Linked DNA regions of Homo sapiens: region 1 is linked to region 2. Evidence: chromatin loops called from intact Hi-C (ENCODE). Cell type or tissue: endothelial cell of umbilical vein. All regions are shown on one strand. Links, peaks and the distances in the headings refer to the core of each region. The heading gives the core; the rest is flanking DNA. Region 1 has its middle 91 kb from the start of MIR548AU. Region 2 overlaps LINC02603 (long intergenic non-protein coding RNA 2603).

What was found. Hi-C counts contacts between places; a loop is a spot of excess contacts. Peaks named below come from ENCODE experiments on the same cell type or tissue, not always from the same donor. Only the 100,000 strongest peaks of a DNase experiment are listed, where the experiment ranks them.
Region 1: a loop joins it to region 2, with 7 times the contacts of the local background. A loop is called at or near these places in 51 of 110 quality-filtered maps.

What each region holds. Positions count from the first base shown.
Region 1 is chr9:93,682,002-93,690,335 of GRCh38, reverse strand. No RefSeq gene overlaps it. Among named protein-coding and RNA genes, the nearest start is that of MIR548AU, 91 kb to the right of the region's middle. In endothelial cell of umbilical vein, for the core only: CTCF peaks have their summits at 4,972 (motif pointing left) and 8,013 (motif pointing left); a DNase peak (open chromatin) is centred at 8,015; H3K27ac peaks cover 464 bases.
Region 2 is chr9:94,209,620-94,217,953 of GRCh38, reverse strand. The region is part of intron 1 of LINC02603 (long intergenic non-protein coding RNA 2603); the gene reads left to right. Among named protein-coding and RNA genes, the nearest start is that of MIRLET7D, 35 kb to the right of the region's middle. RefSeq lists an enhancer at 4,993-5,555. In endothelial cell of umbilical vein, for the core only: a CTCF peak has its summit at 4,250 (motif pointing right); a DNase peak (open chromatin) is centred at 4,283.

The DNA of each region.
Region 1 (8,334 bases), core at 235-8,234, 530 kb after region 2:
ACTTCTATTTTTAACTATTTCATTTACTTCTATTTTTGTCTTTTTAATTTTTATCTATTTTGTTGTTGTTCTTTCCTTTCTAAAGGTCCCAGTATTCTTGTTATTATTTTCTTCTTTGCTATTTTTTTAAGAGTGGATGTATTAGCAAAAAGTTATCTTAGTGTTTGATCATCTGAGAGTGTCTTTATTTCCTCTTCATTCATGAAAGATAGTTTCACTAAGTACAGGATTTGGGGTTGACAGCTCTTTTCTTTCACTTGAAAACTGTTGCACCACTTCCTTCTGAACTCCATGGTTTCAGATGAAGAATCTGCTGTTATTTGAATTGGTGCTCCTTTGTAGGTGATGTGCCATTTCTCAGACTTTTTTCAAAAAGACATTGTCTTTGTAACTTTCATAAGTTTAAATGTAATGTGTCTTGGTTGGTGTGGATTTCTTTAGGTTTATCCTATTTGAAATTCATTTAGCTTCTTCTATCTGTAGGTTTATAGCTTTCCCATGGCTTACCTTTTAATTTTTTTATTAGAAACTTACAAAAAAATGTATTTTGAAGTCCAGCTTGTCAATTTTTTTATTTTACGTTTTGTTCTTTTTGTGTTCAGTCTAAGAAGCCTTTGCCTATACAAGTTTATTAAGATTTCTCCTATGTTTTCTTCTAGAAAATGTATTGCTTTAACATTTAAGTTTAGGCCTTGAATCCCTTTGGCCTTAATTTTTGTGTATGGTATGAGTTAAGAGTAAAAGTTCACTTTTTTGCCCTTAGGCAGATGTCTAGTTTTCCAGCATCATTTGTTGAACAGACATTCCTTTTCCATATTGAGATGCCCTCATACTTTTGTTAAAACTCAATTAACCATATGCATGTGAATTAATTTCTGAATATTCCATTCATTTGCATTTTTCTTTATCTACTACACTGTTTTATTTACCCAGCTAATAAGAAGTCTTTATAACTTTATATTCACTCTTGACATCAACCAGTGTAGTTCTCCAAGTTTGTTCTTTTGGAAAATTATTTGTTTTGGATGTTCTAGGTCCTTCATATTTCTATGTCAATATCTTTCAATTTCTATCAAAAATATTGCCAAGATTGAAATGCAATAAGTGAATAGATTGGTTTGGGGGAAATAAAATCTTAAAAATAGTGACTCTTCCAATTTGTAAACACACTTTGTCTGTCCGTTTAAAGCCTTCTTCAGTTTCTCTTGACAGTTTTGGTAGTTTTTAGGGTATAGGCTTTGCAAATATTTTTGTTAAATTCATCCCAAAATATTTCATCTTTATTATGCTATTGTAAAAAGTATTGCTTTATAATTCCATTTTCCATTTGTTCATTGCTAGCCTATAGAAATACAATTGACTTTTTAGTATTGAACTTGTATTCTATAACCTTGATAAACTGGCTTTTGCCAATCTTTCCAGTCTTATTACTTTTTCTCTTTGCCTCCTCCTTTGGCCATTACACACAAAACTGATTCATGCTCCAGGTCTTTGCTCAAAACAGTTCCAGTAGCTCTTTACTAGATTCCTGAGGAATTTCTACAAATATAATAATGCCATCTGTGAGTGCCATCTAAAATGTTTTTTATAATTTATTTTTCTTGCCTTATTACATTGGCTAAGTACAAAGCTGAATAGAAGTGCTAAGAGTGGATATTCTTACTTCAATTCTGTTCTTGGGGGAAAGTGTTCATTCTCCTTACCACAAAGTATGCATCGATGCCCTTTATCAGGCTGAGGACATTCCCTTCTAATTCTACATTTCTGGAAACTTTTGTCTTGAATGGGTATTCAGTTTTATCGAGTGATTTTTAGTCATATGGTTTCCTTCTTTATTCTCTTAGTGTGGTTACACTGATTGATTTGAGATAAACATCACTTCAACATGATGTATTATCCTTTGTATATATTGTTGGATTTAGTTTTCTAGTATTTTGTGGAGAATCTGTGACTGCATACATAAGAAATATAAGTGTATAGTTTTCTTTGTAATTTATTTTTAATGTCTATAATTTTGATACCAGGGTAATGCTGGCCTTGTAAAATGAGAGGTTTTGCCTCGTCCTCTATTTTCTGAAAGAGTTTATATACCATATCTTTATAAAATGTTGGAAGACATTTAATTATGAATTCAATTTTAATATGGCAAGAGCTAATCAGATTTTCTATTTTTGCATCAGTTTTGGTTACTTGTGCTTTTCAAGGAATTTTTCCATCTAATTCGTCAAACTTATTTGTATAAGCTTGATCCTAATACTCACTTGTTATTCTTTTAATGCCTGCGGGATCTGTAGTAATGGCCACTCCTCTGTTTGTGATAATAGTAATTTGTGCCTTCTACATTTTTTTCTTAATCTTTCTAGCTAGAGGTTTATCAATGTTATGGATCTTTTCAAAGAACCCATTTTTTGTTTCATTGATTTTCCTCTTTTGCATTTCTATTTTCTGTTTCTTTGATTTTTCACATGATTAATTTAAAATTAAATAAAATTTAAAATTTTGTTCCACAGATCCACTCAATTTTGAAAAAAGAGAAAAAAATTAAATTCATAACTTAGTCACACTAGTCACATTTCAAGTGCTCGATGGCACGATATGAACATTTCTGTCATTGCAGAGTGTTCTACTGGATGGTCCCGCTCTGGGGAATGGGAGGTCTGTTCCTCAGTTGGTTTCATTTCTCTTAGCTAGGCATTTTCTCCAAGCTTCCCAGGATTTATAGGAGGACAGGTGGCTCTCAAATCTATGCTGTCCTCTTCATGACTCTGGCCTTGGCCCCAGCTCAAGACTTGTTAACCACCTCCCTTCTTCTTGGTCCCTCAACCCTTACCATCTGTTCCCACTTCTGCTTCTCGAAGGAGCTTCTAACTCAGTAATCCACCCTGAAGCATCCTGCTCAAATCTCAATGCTCTCATTACCTGGACTTCCACAGGGCTTCCTAGTGGGGGAGGATCTGTCTCTCCCACAAGCCTGAAGTATGATTGCTTTTGGATGGGCCATGAGAACACCCATGTCACTTGGTGTCACTTGGCCTCAGTTGCTTACTGTACTGCCAGGGGATGGGGGCCATAGACAATAGCTGACAGCCTCAGAGCTGTGTTCCTACTTCTCTTTGGTTTGGTCTATGGCCTCGGACCCAGAGCTAAGACTGAGGCCAGAGGGGAAATCTTTTCTCCAGGCCCCATCCCTAAGGCTGGCCCAGGAAGGCAGCTTCCAATTCGCAGTCTAGCCGAGTTTGGGCTGAGCACCCAGGATAGACATGGTCACCCTCAGAGGAGTATGGGATGGAGGGCCAGAGGCCACTTGTCTGGCACAGGCTGTGGTTGGACAATCCCAAGCCTTGCCCTCTGCCATCTAGACTTCCAGGAGCCCCTGGCCTGCCTGTTTAGGCCAGCCAAGCCCACTGTGGTAGAGGTGGCCAGACCCAGCCCCCTGCTACCTGACCATGCCCCTGACTGCCTGCCTGTGCACCCTCAGGCCTTGAATCACTAGGGTCTCGGAGGAGGCAACAGCGATAACCGCAGACCCCAGAAGGGCCACTCAGATACATTGTGTGTCCTAATCCACATCTGCAGGGCCAAGCTCAATGCAGCTCCTTCCTCCATCCCCACCTGCCCCAGGACCCTGCGCAGCCTGGGGCCCAGCCCCTGCCCCATACACGTCGCACTTCTCCAGCAGCCTGGCCAGTCGCCAGACCTGCCCCCTGTCCTTCCCTGCTCTCACTCTGGACCCTACTGTGCACTCATGGGTACCTCTGCCTGGAGCCCCTTCCTCTGACACTCTCTTTCCCCACCTGGAATCACAGTCTCTTCTTGTCAGACTCCATTCTGGCACTTCCTCTTCTAAAATTCCCTGTGTGCCCCTCCTTACCTTGGTCTCCAATCCTTTTCTCCTCCAGGGTCCCTGGCCATTCCTTTCACCTTGCTACCCACTGACCACTGAGGCCCTTACCTGCCCAGGAGCTGGGGCTCCCCAAGGGGAAGACCACAGCTGGCTCACCACTGTGGCCCCAGCGCCAGCTAACATGAGGTCAAATGGAGACCATCCTCAGGGGTGAAATGGGCCTGGGGAGGCCTGATGACTGCGCAAAGGATGCCCTGCTGGGGCTGTGAGAGTTGTAGTACAAAACAATGGAGGATCCTTTGTTTGACACAGAGTGTCAGGATCCTGTAACAGTGAAGAGCCACAGATGGTGGTTGAGCAGGAAAGTGACCAGAGGAAATACTGTTTCAAAGCTGAATTTGGAGCAATAAAGAAGGGAATCAGGAGACCTAGACAGGGCAGGGCTGGTGTAGGGGGTCCTGGGAGATTGCACACCCCCCCCACCCCATGACCCGCCCCAGAGTGAAGTGGAGAGCTAAGCCCAGAGAGTGTCTGCATTGAGCTGGGGGAAAAGGGAGGGTTTGACCAGGAGATCGCACCCCTCCTCCCTGAACAGGGAAAGTGGATGCAGCCTGAGGTCATCAACAGCCTTCAGGTTTGCTTCATGGGTTTGCAGCTCATCAATCCAAGGAGGACAATAAGGATCTGGTAGATTGGGAACATATTCCAGCATTGCACCTGGAAACCCTGGACAAGCAGAGTCCAGACATTGATTAAACTTTTACACCGGGAAAATCCCATCTTCAGGGAAAGTAATTTCTGTGTATTTATGTGCCACAAATACCTGGATACCAACGGGGAATATATCAGGGCGATCCCAGTGCTCTGCAGCAAATTACAATACATCCCAGTGGAGCAGAGCTGCGTGGTTTAAAAAGTAAATAATAAGGAAACAGGACTGTCTTTTTCCCCAGATGTAAAGGTGAAATAAATGGCTTTTTTGAGCAATGATAATAATCCCAGTAAACGTCTGACACTGAGCTAAGGTGGCTTACCTCTGTAATCCTGATGGCGCTGGAAGGTAAGATGATTGTCCCCACTGGGGTCCCTGCCAGCCCAGGGAGCAGAGCAGAGATGCCGATGGCCCCCTGGAGGCACAGACATGTAGTTTTCCTAAACTCTAACAGAAAGGAGCCCAAGACGGAAGGAAGGAAATACAAATGTACTCCTGGGCATGTCGCAGACCAAAGCTTCCTCTACCAAATATGTGAGTCACTGCACATTTATGTAAGATTTCCCTTTCACAAGTGGACAAAACCTCACATTGGTGTACACACATGGTACTCCTGGACAACACATGGACAAAATCCTTCCTCTTCTGGATAAAAAGATATAGGTAACAACATGGAGGTGGCCTCACACACTTATTAAATCAGCCACAATGAGCAGAAATCACCCAGCACCGCAGTGGGCTGCTCCCAGGCAGGGCGTGCTGACAAGAGGGCTCTGTGGAGCTGCCGGCCCCTTTGGCAGCCCACCCTTCCCAACCAGGCAGCCTGAGAGACTTGTCCCCAAGAGCACACCGGGCAGGTGGAATCGTGGCACACCAGGCCCTCGATTCTCATTCTCACAAGACCCTCAGGAAACCAGGGGTATTGCTGTATTTTATAGGCAGGAAGTCAAGGCCCCAGGTCATACAGTGGGCAAAGGCAGCACCAGGACCTCCACCACCCACATCAGCACCAGAAGTGGGGTGCACGCTCTCTTTCTGCTCCTGCCTGCGAAGCCGGCGAGTCCATTGTTTGGTAAATGCAGTTTGCAGGGGACAAGGAGGATTCTGATTTTGGAATAGCACTGGCTGGACAGTGGGGCCCAGGGCCCAGCCTGGCCGGCGGGAGGACGATTAATGACAAGGATCCTACTTGGAGGCCGGGCGAGGGCCCAGCCAGCACCGGGTGTTTACAGCTCGCTCGTCTGTTTGGGGCCTGCAAATCCGTGTCAGATGTTAATGGAACAGCATCATTTTTCTACCGAGGTGGCATCGCTGGGGTTGTTTGGATGAGGCAACGGTGGGACTCGGCCTGGAAGAGGGTTCAAGGGCAATGGGTGGCTCAATGGGGCAGCTGGGGCTTGCCAGGGGGCATCCATCAGGCATCCGCAGCCCAGCTGGGCCCCTGAGGGCACCCCACCTTGCACCCCAGTCACCACAGCCAGTCCCTCTGGCCACAGGGCTCTGCAGACAAAAACTTTAAGTTGCGGCCAAGAAAAAAATGTACTGCAAAATGTGAGAAAGAACCGAAAACTGGAAATCAGTAAGTGTTTAAGCATCAGTACAGGCCTGAGGTCCAGGACATGGTTTCCCCTGCACCTCCTACTGTGCTTCAGTGCCAGGTCCACCCACGGAAGCTCTCGGGCCAGGCCTGGTCGCCCAAGGCAGCGCTGCAGGCCATCACCACTCTCGATAAGGCCTAGAGGGCAGAAGTCAAGGCCTGGGTGAGGACACCTCTCCCCTGCCTCAGCTCCAGTGGGAACCTCCCCTGCCCCTCCGGGTGGAGGCAGCCTTGCCGTCAGCAAGGCAGAGGGAAAAAAAAGAGGCCCAGAGAAGGAAAGTGACCTGCCCAAGGTCACACAGTGAGCAAGACCCTCTGAGCAGGGCTTGCAGAAGGGTAGAAGAGTGCTCCACAAGGGGCTGTTGGGAAGTGGGGGGCACACAGGGAAGCGTGGGCCCTGGAGCAACTCTATGTGGGTCAGCGCCATCACCCCCACTCTGGAGATGAGGAGGCTGAGGCTGTCCTCCAAGGCCACACAGCCAGGCTGGGCAAGGACCTGCCAAGGGCTTGAGGGGATGAAGCCTCCCTCTAACCCTGGCCCTGCTGGCTCTCAGTGCCCTCTCCTCACCTAACTGCCTCCTGGCTCTTCCCCAGCAAGCTGGCTCCTGCCTGAGGGCCTTGGCACAGGCTGTCCCCTCTGCTTACACTCTTCTCTCAGGCTCTCAAGGCTCTGCTCAAAGGCCCCCCAGGCCAGACTGTCTAAGCCTGCCCAGCCCATGACCCAGCCCTGTTCCCTCCATGGGCCGGGGCTTAGGGAGCATGCTAAGTGGTCAGCCAGCCAGAGGAAAGCTTGTAGTGCCCTGCATAGCACACAGTAGGTGCTCAGGAACTGTGACCACACTGGCCACAGGGTCACTGGACAAGACCAGCGGTATTGGACCCGGATATCTGAGACCTTCCGTCTGAGTACTTATGTCACCGTCACCACTGGGAATTATTATTAAGGAGACTGTTTTCGCGAAGACTGGAACACAGCTTGGATTTTAAAATCAGCAACATCTCTCTCTCTCTTTTTAACCCTGTACCGTAAGCCCTCTCAACTCTCCCTTCCACACTACCCTCCAGCCTCTTGATACTGCGAACAAGGAGGGCAGAGACCCTTGGCAGCCATATGTCTTTGACAAGACCTGCCTCAGTGTCACCATCCACAAATCAGGCTCCTTGCCCAGGGCTGTGCAGAGTCTGGGATGGGCACAGAGCTCAGGCTAGGCTAGGCTGGGGCAGGCAGGGGAAAGAGACCTGCCTATCTAGGGGAAAGGGGTGGTAAAGAGAGAGCCGCTGTGGAGACAGCGCTGGTGCCCCTTAGCTGAGCTCCGAGCTACACCCTGCTCTTCCACTGGCTCAGGCCCTCGCTGCAGCCATACACCTCAGGGCCTTTGCTCCTGCACCGCCCCTTGCCCCACACCCACAGCCCTCCTTCCGCAGGCCTTGCAAGCTGCCTCCTGGCTGCTGGCTGCAGAATGTCTCTCTGCAGGTCTCACTTATAAGCCCAAAGGCCCTGGAGCTGACCTGCTTGGACGTAAATTCCTGCTCTAGCAGCTGAGAGACTCTGTGCCTCAGTTTCTTCATCAGTAAAATAGAGACGCTCAGGGGATCTCCCTTGGGGGGCGACTGTGAAGCATGAACAAGGTAACAGAGCACATGTGCATCAATGACTAAGCTGAGCTGATTTTTACTGTCGCCTTCCTTCCCAGCACTCACAGCATGCTTGTTTTTTTGTTGTTGTTGTTGTTTTGGCCCATAGTTACCATCACGCCTGCCATTAGCCCTTAAGTCCCAGCACCCGCCCCAGCCCCAGGCACTAAATAACCTCACACAATTGTCCTCCTTGTTCCCGGCCCTGCCCTGCCCCCCGGTGGTTATTCTGGGTATGGCCCCAAAGGTTCGCAAATTGAACCCTGTTTTGCCAACTGCAGGTTCAGGGACCGGCTCTGGGTCCAGCCGGGGCGAAAGGATGTGGGCACATATATAGGCAGGGTCCTGCAGAATAGACTGACCTGGCCGAGTTTCTGAGCTCCCCACCAGGCATGGAGATGATGGGCACATGGCAGGGGCAGGGGAAGAGTCCCTCGCCTCTGGCCAACCAGCAGCAGGCTGTAGTCCTGGAGAGCTCACTCCACCTGCTCCCGAACTGCGGGGCTCCCCAAGGGCCTGACGCATCCCTCCACTGTGACGGTGGCC
Region 2 (8,334 bases), core at 228-8,227:
CGAACATCCTCCTTTAGCTCAGAGAAGTTTGTTATTACTGATCATCTGAAGCCTTCTTCTCTCAACTTGTCAAAGTCATTCTCCATCCAGCTTTGCTCCATTGCTGGCAAGGAACTGCGTTCCTTTGGAGGAGAGGAGGTGCTCTAATTTTTTGAATTTTCAGCTTTTCTGCTTTGGTTTCTCCCCATCTTTGTGGTTTTATCTACCTTTGGTCTTTGATGATGGTGACATACAGATGGGGTTTTTGTGTGTATGTCCTTTCTGTTTGTTAGTTTTCCTTCTAACAGTCAGGACCCTCAGCTGCAGGTCTGTTGGAGTTTGCTGGAGGCTCACTCCAGACCCTGTTTGCCTGGGTATCACCAGCAGAGGCTGCAGAACAGCAAATACTGCAGAACAGCAAATGTTGCTGTCTGATCGTTCCTCTAGAAGCTTCATCTCAGAGGGGCACCCGACTGTATGAGGTGTTGGTCAACCCCTACTGGGAGGTTCCTCCCAGTTAGACTACTCGGGGGTCAGGGACCCACTTGAGGAGGCAGTCTGTCCATTCTCAGATCTCAAACTCCATGCTGGGAGAACCACTACTCTCTTCAAAGCTGTCAGACAGGGACTTTTAAGTCTGCAGAAGTTTCTGCTGCTTTTTGTTCAGCTATGCCCTGCCCCCAGAGGTGGAGTCTACAGAGGCAGGCAGGCCTCCTTGAGCTTCAGTGGGCTGCACCCAGTTAGAGCTTCCCGGCCGCTTTGTTTACCTACTCAAGCCTCAGCAATGGCAGGTGCCCCTCCCCAAGCCTCATTGCTGCCTTGCAGTTTGATCTCATACTGTTGTGCTAGCAGTAAGCGAGGCTCTGTGGGCGTGGGACCCTCCAAGCCATGTGCGGGATATAATCTCCTGGTGTGCCATTTTCTAAGACCGTTAGAAAAGCAAAGTATTAGGGTGGGAGTGTCCCAATTTTTCCAGGTGCCGTCTGTCACAGCTTCCCTTGGCTAGGAAAGGGAATTCCCTGACCCCTTGTGCTTCCTTGGTGAGGCAACGCCTCACCCTGCTTCAGCTCACACTCCGTGGGCTGCACTCACTGTCCTGCACCCACTGTCCAAAAAGCCGCAGTGAGATGAACCCAGTACCTCAGTTGGAAATGCAGAAATCACCCATCTTCTGCATCGCTCATACTAGGAGCTGTAGACTGGAGCTGTTCCTATTTGGCCATCTTGGAACCTCTGGCAGTTTCTTACAAAGCTAAACATTCACTTCTCATTTGACCCAGAAATTCCACTTCTAGGTATTTTCTCAGGAGAAAGGAAACTTTAAAGACAAATGTTTGGCTGGGCGCAGTGTCTCACGCCTTTAATCCCAGCAATTTGGGAGGCTGAGGCGGGCAGATCACCTGAGGTCAGGAGTTCCAGACCAGCCTGACCAACATGGTGAAACCCCGTTTCTACTAAAAATGCAAAAATTAGCCAGGCATGGTAGTGCATGCCTGTAATCCCAGCTACCAGGGAGGCTGAGGCAGGAGAATCGCCTGAACCCAGGAGGCAGAGGTTGCAGTAAGCCAAGATTATGCCATTGCACTCCAGGCTGGGTAAAAAGGGCGAAACTCCGTCTCGGGGGGAAAAAAAAATACTTGAATGTTCATAGAAGCTTTATTCATAGAAATCCCAAACTGGAAACAAAATGTCCATCACCTGGTAAACAGATAAACTGATATATCTATAGAATATGATATCACTTAACAATTTAAAAAAGGTATTGCAGAAAGTCCTCACTTAACATCAATAGGTTCTTGGAAATAACAACTTTAAGTGAAATGACATATAATGAAACCAATTTTACCATAGGCTAATTGATGTATATAAGAGTTAAGTTCCTATGGCATATTTCTGTCATTAAAACATCATGAAATATCTAAATAAAGACTTCAAATACTTCTAATATTAAACATTGAAATAGAAGTGAGCTATACATACATTTGAGAAAGATTAATAAAAACAAGTAAGATCATTATTTACACAACTTTTGGTGAATCAGTAAGTGACAGTGTTCATAGTGGTGGTGGATTGAATCAAAGAATAAATGTTTGCAAAGCAAAAATTATCAGGAGCATCTCCTACGACCATGCAGTTCAAAAACAATCACAAATACAGAGGGCTTGCTGAGAGCTTTCAGACTGTTTTCTTTGATGTCATGCATTGTAGGATTATCATATACTTTACAGAAATTCTTTTAACAATAATTTGTATTCACTCATTCATCCACTTTCCAACCTGCTTATTCCAGTTCAGGGTTGCAGGTGGCTGGAACCTATCCCAGCAGCTCAGAGTGCAAGGCGGGAGCCAACTCCAGACAGGATGCCGTCCCATCCTGAGCCACACTCATACACCCAAGCTCACTCACACTGGGACCATGTAGATGTAACAATTAACCTAGCGTGTACATCTTTGGGGATGTGGGAGTAATCTGGAATACTCAGAGAAAATCAATCCAGGCGTGGGGAAAATGTGCAAACATCACACAGACAGTGGCCTCAGCAGGGAATTGATTTTTTTTTTCTCGTCAACATTATAGTAAAACAATGTTCGACAAAATATTATTCAAGGATCTGCTGTACTTTGATACATCATACATGCAACAATATGGATGAACTGCATGATCTATATGCAAAGTGAAAATATCCAGACAGAAAAGATTACATTCTATTGCATTTCTATGATATTCTGGAAAAGGCCACTATAATTATAAGGGCAGAATCCAGATCAGTAGTTGTCAGAGGCTGAGGTGGGAGTGGGGAAATTAACTGCTAAGGACCACTAGGGAACTTCCTGGAGTGATGGCAATGTTCTACATCATGATCGTGGTGGTGGTTACAGAACTATACACATTTGTCAAACTGTACACTTAAAATAGTGAATTTTTATATGTAGATTGTATCTTTAAAAGCTGATTTTTAAAAAAGATATTCTTTATCTATCAAAATTACATAGGCACATATCCTTGGGCCCAACAACTCCATTTCAAGAAACTATTCTTGAATAGTATACCCGTATAGTCTATGGATATACTTGCACATGTAAAAATAATATGTGGGGCTGGGCATGGTGGCTCATGCCTGTAATCCCAACATTTTGGGAGGCCAAGGAGGGGAGATTGCTTGAGCCCAGGAGTTTGAGAGTAGCCTAGGCAACATGGTGAAACTGTCTCTACATAAAATACCAAAAATTAGCCACGTGTGGTGGCTCATGCCTGTATCCCAACTACCCAGGAGGCTGAGGTGGGAGGATCCCTTGAGCTTAGGAGGTCGAGGCTGCAGTGAGCTGTGATCACGCTGTTGTAGGACAAACCAGGTTCTTGTCACACGACCAGGAACGATTAGGCTCACAGACACTTTGAAGGGTGAGGGGGAATGGAATTTATTGGGCAGAAAGGAAAAACAACTCAGTAAAGTGAGATGGAGTCCTGCTAACAGGCTCTCCACCTGACTGATTGAATCCCAGGTTACCACACAGGAACAGCAGAGGCCAGGCCCCTCCTGCTACAAACGGTGTTAACTTCCCGAGGCCCCACCCAGTCCTCCCAGTTCGCAGGTGGGCAGTATTCAGAAAGAGTCAGTAGGGCAAAGGGCGGGCTTCATCTGGACCGGCAGTCTGGTTTTTCAGCCTTAAAGGTGGGTGTCGGGGGTCCGAGGGTGGGGGCGTGCCTTGGCTGCCTCCTGTCTCTATCAACGCCACTGCACTCCAGCCTTAAGACTCTGTCTCAAAATAATAATAATAAAGTGTACAAGCTTATCACAGCATTACCTGTGATGCCTCACTAAAGGGGAACTGGGTAGTTAGGATTCGTGGGGATGGGAAACTCTGCTTTTGCATTTTGAAACGTGAATGGATTCATTACTTTGTAAAAAAACAAACAAACAAAAAACAACGAAAAAATCCCCAATATTTTCTAGGCAATTGCCTCGGTCTAGGTACGATACTCTGGTGGCTGGGCCAAGGCTGTCCTCACCTCAGGGCAGCTACGAATTTATCACATGACCCCAAGCTGGTGATTTCCCCTTCTCATCTCCACATCTGTGAAAGATTTCCTCATGTTACAGCCTTTTCACTTTCAAATCTCAGGGCATGTAGATAGGCTTCTCTTCCGGGACTTTGCATCCTTTGCTCTGAACTCTAGGTTGAGGGCACCGAAGGGCGGGAAGGATGTAACTTCTGTCTTCATTGACCTCGACGGGGCCAGCCCAGGGTGGATGCCTGAGGAGTTATTTGACAAAGTAACCACCAGATGGCAGCATGGCTCTGTTTCCAGGAAGCCGAGTCTAAGCCATAAACTCTCCAATGAGGAAGCTATCAGCCGCCACATAGTAATGGCTATTTGAGTTCTTGAAATGTGACTTGTCCTAATTAAGACTATTTTCCATGATGTGTTTATGACACACATGGTACTTTGAAGACTTCATATAAAAAAACTCATTAATGTTTTAATATTGATTACATATTATAATGATAATATTTTGAATATATGGGTTGAGTATCTCTTTTCTATGCTTGGGACCAGAAATGTTTCAAATTTCTGATTTTTTGCGGGGGGTGGGGAGCGGGGGGCTTGACACATTAACATTATACTTACTGGTTGAGCATCCTAATCCCAATATCCAAAATCTGAAATGCTCCAGTGAGCATATCCTTTGAGCATCATGTCAATGCCCATTTTGGGTTTTGGTGCATTTTGAATTTTAGACTTTCAGATTAGGAATACTCAACCTCTATTGGGTTAAATAAAATAAATATATTACAATTATTTTCACCTGCTTTTTATTCTTTTTAACGTAATTACCAGAAAACTTAAACTTACACATGCAGCTCACACTACATTTCTACTGGACAGTGTGCTCTTATAAAACCTTCCAGCAGAACCAGCACAGAGCCAAGGAGCTGATGTGCCTGCCTCTGCTACCAGGTGGAAAGTGACATGGCACATGGATGTCACAGAACTTCTTTACCCTTACAACAGAGCCAGTCCCAGAGGGATGGGTCACAGCAAGGGCCTAGAAAGCAACAAGGGAGCTTCTGACCATCCTGACTGCTCCTCCCCTTAGTTGAGTCTCACAGGCACCCACGTGGGAGAATCAGCCCCCATCAGGAGCTAATAGTGCTGGCCACCATGCAGCACTTTACCTGCATTATCTCACTGGCCCCTCACATCAACCCTATTTCAACAAAGCAACTGAGGATCAGAGAAAGGGAGGTGCTGCCCAAGTTCACCCCGTGAATGAGGAGAAACATGACTATCTGCATCTCCTTTGTTTCTTTCTCTGCATCATACTGCTCTCCTGGAGAGCTCACTGATGGCTCCCAGGAGGCGAAGGGAAGTACCTTCGCAGGTGCCTTCTAATGTACTGGAAATCTGAATCACCAGTTATCTCTGTTCTGTGACCACGGATTGTTTGTGTTTTCTGAAAGACATAAACTGAGTGGCTACTTCTCAGGTGATGCCCACACACTGGACAAGTCTGTGTATGGAATGTGCTGGAGGGAAGGCCAGGGCAGATTAGTGCCTATGCTATGCACTCTTCTTACATTATCTTACTTAATCCACATAGCACTCCTCTAAAGCAGGTGCTGTTATCTCCATTTTACAGCTATGAGGCATAGAGATTTCCATGTAGACAAGCGGAGAGAATGAGATCTTGTGGTCATGTTGCATTCCAGAAGCTTTCTCTGGTCTTCAGGTTGCAGCATCTCAGTGGTATGAGACTGCTGATAGCACTCTTCTGATAGTGAGTGAGGCTGGGCCTCCCAGAGACCATGAGGGGAAGGACATGGGGTGGGAGTGCTGAGAGTCTACCCCAGACTAACTATGGAAACCCTGAGACAGTCTGAGTGAAAACTGAGCCAAGATGTCCTGCAGGGGCACAGGTGGCCATGTCCTTAGCTCTGACATCATGTCCGAGGATTCCTAATTGCCTATTAAACAGGAAGTAGGCATCTTAGACCCACACTCATGGCCTACACAGTCCAGCTAATGTTCCAGTCTCATCTTCAACTCCCCCTTTTTGTGTACCCAACATGCTGTTAGATGGACTGTTTCCTTTTTCCCATATACACCATCATGCTTACCTGTCCCCTGGTCTTCACCCCCATTATTTTCCCCCTGGGAAATGCCCTCTACCACCCAATCTATCAATAGCCCTCTCCATCTTTGTATGTGCTCAGAATTCCAGGCACAGCCAGGGCACTCGTGGGCTAAACATAGCAGTGAGGCATATTTGACACATAAGTTTTGTCTAGCACTGTTAGGAGGCTTGAATGTTAGCATAATTAATCTGGAGTGGTAGAGAGAGTCCCTGGCATTGATAACCAAACAAAGGTCTTTGGACAAGGGAGAGACCTTAAAAGCATGGTGTTTTGTTTTATTTTGTTTTTAATTATTTAAGTAACTCAGTTCTCTTGGCATCTTGTGGAGTATGTAACCAAGGTGAGGCAGAAAACTCAAGTAAGCTATTGAAAGACCACAGAATTCAGTGATCCTGAATGATATCTTTGGCATCACAGACTTGGACTCTAGCCAAGCTCTGATGTATACTGACCATGTGGCCTTGGGCAAGTAACTTCCGGTGTGCCAGGCACATACCATAAGCATGGCATTTCTCACAACAACCCTTATGGAGTTATATACTATTTTTATCTCCAGTTTACAAATAAAGAAACTGAGATTTAGGGATGTTATATTATTTCTCCAACACTACAAAGCTAGTAAGAGCTGGAGTCAGGAATTCATAGACCATATTTGTGATAGGGATAGCACAGATGCCTAAAGTGCCGAGTCAGGCTATCTAGCACATAGAAAGCCCCAGGTGAGAAAAGATGGGCCCAAACCAGAAAGTTGAAGTACCAAAGGGGAGAAGACCTGGGTTCCATAGACAATGAGGCAGTACAAATAAACAAAACTTTTATCGTTAGTAATAACAGGTACATGCCAATGTACATTTTACAGAGCTCATTCACATTCATTATTCCAGAAGAATCTCCCAAGAGACTTGTGAAGCAGACAGGGCACATAATTTTATCTCCATTTTGCAAGTAAAGAAACTAAGGCATTTCTTGTAGAAGGCAGTGCCATTTCCTGCCTAATGTTTCCCTGAGGCTTTTCCCGTTGCCCTATCAATCAGAACACTTGGGGTTGCAATGAGGTTTACCAGACTCTACCCAGCTTAAACAAAAGGGGAGGCTTAGTGGAAAATGGGGATAATTATGCCAAGAGAAAAAAGCCAACCACAAAATGTTACGTACTACATGATTCCATTTATATAAAACTGTTGAAATACTAAAATCATGGAGATGTATATCAGATTAATTGTAACCAGGGATTAGGGATAGGGAAGGAAGGAAGGTAGTTGTGGCTAGAAAAGGTTAGCATAAATGATCCTTCTGATAAAACTGTTTTATATCTTGACTGTGGTGCTGGTCACATAAATCCACACATATGACAAAATCACACAGAACTACACACACACACAAATGTAAAGCTCTTGAGATCTAAATAATAGTGGAGGATTGTATCAATGTCAATTTCCTAGTTGTGATACTGTTCTTACAGTTATACAAGATGTTACTACTGGAAAAAATGCATAAAGGGTATATGTGATCTATCTGTATTATTTCACAGCTGTATGTTAATCTACAGTTATGTTAAAATAAAAAGTTTAAGAAACAACAATACAAAACGTACAAAACACAGGAGAAAATCTTTGTGACCTTAAGTTAGACAAAGGTTCTTGTTTTTCTTTTTTGTTGTTGTTGTTTTTTTTTGAGACGGAGTCTCGCTCTGTCGCCCAGGCTGGAGTGCCGTGGCGCAATCTTGGCTCACTGCAAGCTCCGCCTCCCCCAGGTTCACGTCATTCTCCTGCCTCAGCCTTCCGAGTAGCTGGGACTACAGGCGCCTGCCACCACGCCCGGCTAATTTTTTGTATTTTTAGTAGAGACATCGTTTCACCATGTTGGCCAGGCTGGTCTGGAACTTCTGACCTAAGGTGATCCATCAGTCTTGGCCTCTCAAAATGCTGGGATTACAGGCGTGAGCTACCACGCCTGGCCAGGCAAAGGTTTCTTAGATAAAACACCAAAAGCATGATCCATAAAAGAACTAATTGATAAATTAGTCTTCATCAAAATTAAAACTTCTGATTTTCAAAAGACACTGTGCAGACAATGAAAAAGGCTAACCATTGGCTGGAAAGAAATATTTGCAAAGCAGATATCTGATAAAGAACTTATATCCCAAATATAGAAAGAACTCTTTATATAGTTTAACAGTAACAAGAATACTAACAACTTATTTTTAAAGTAAAC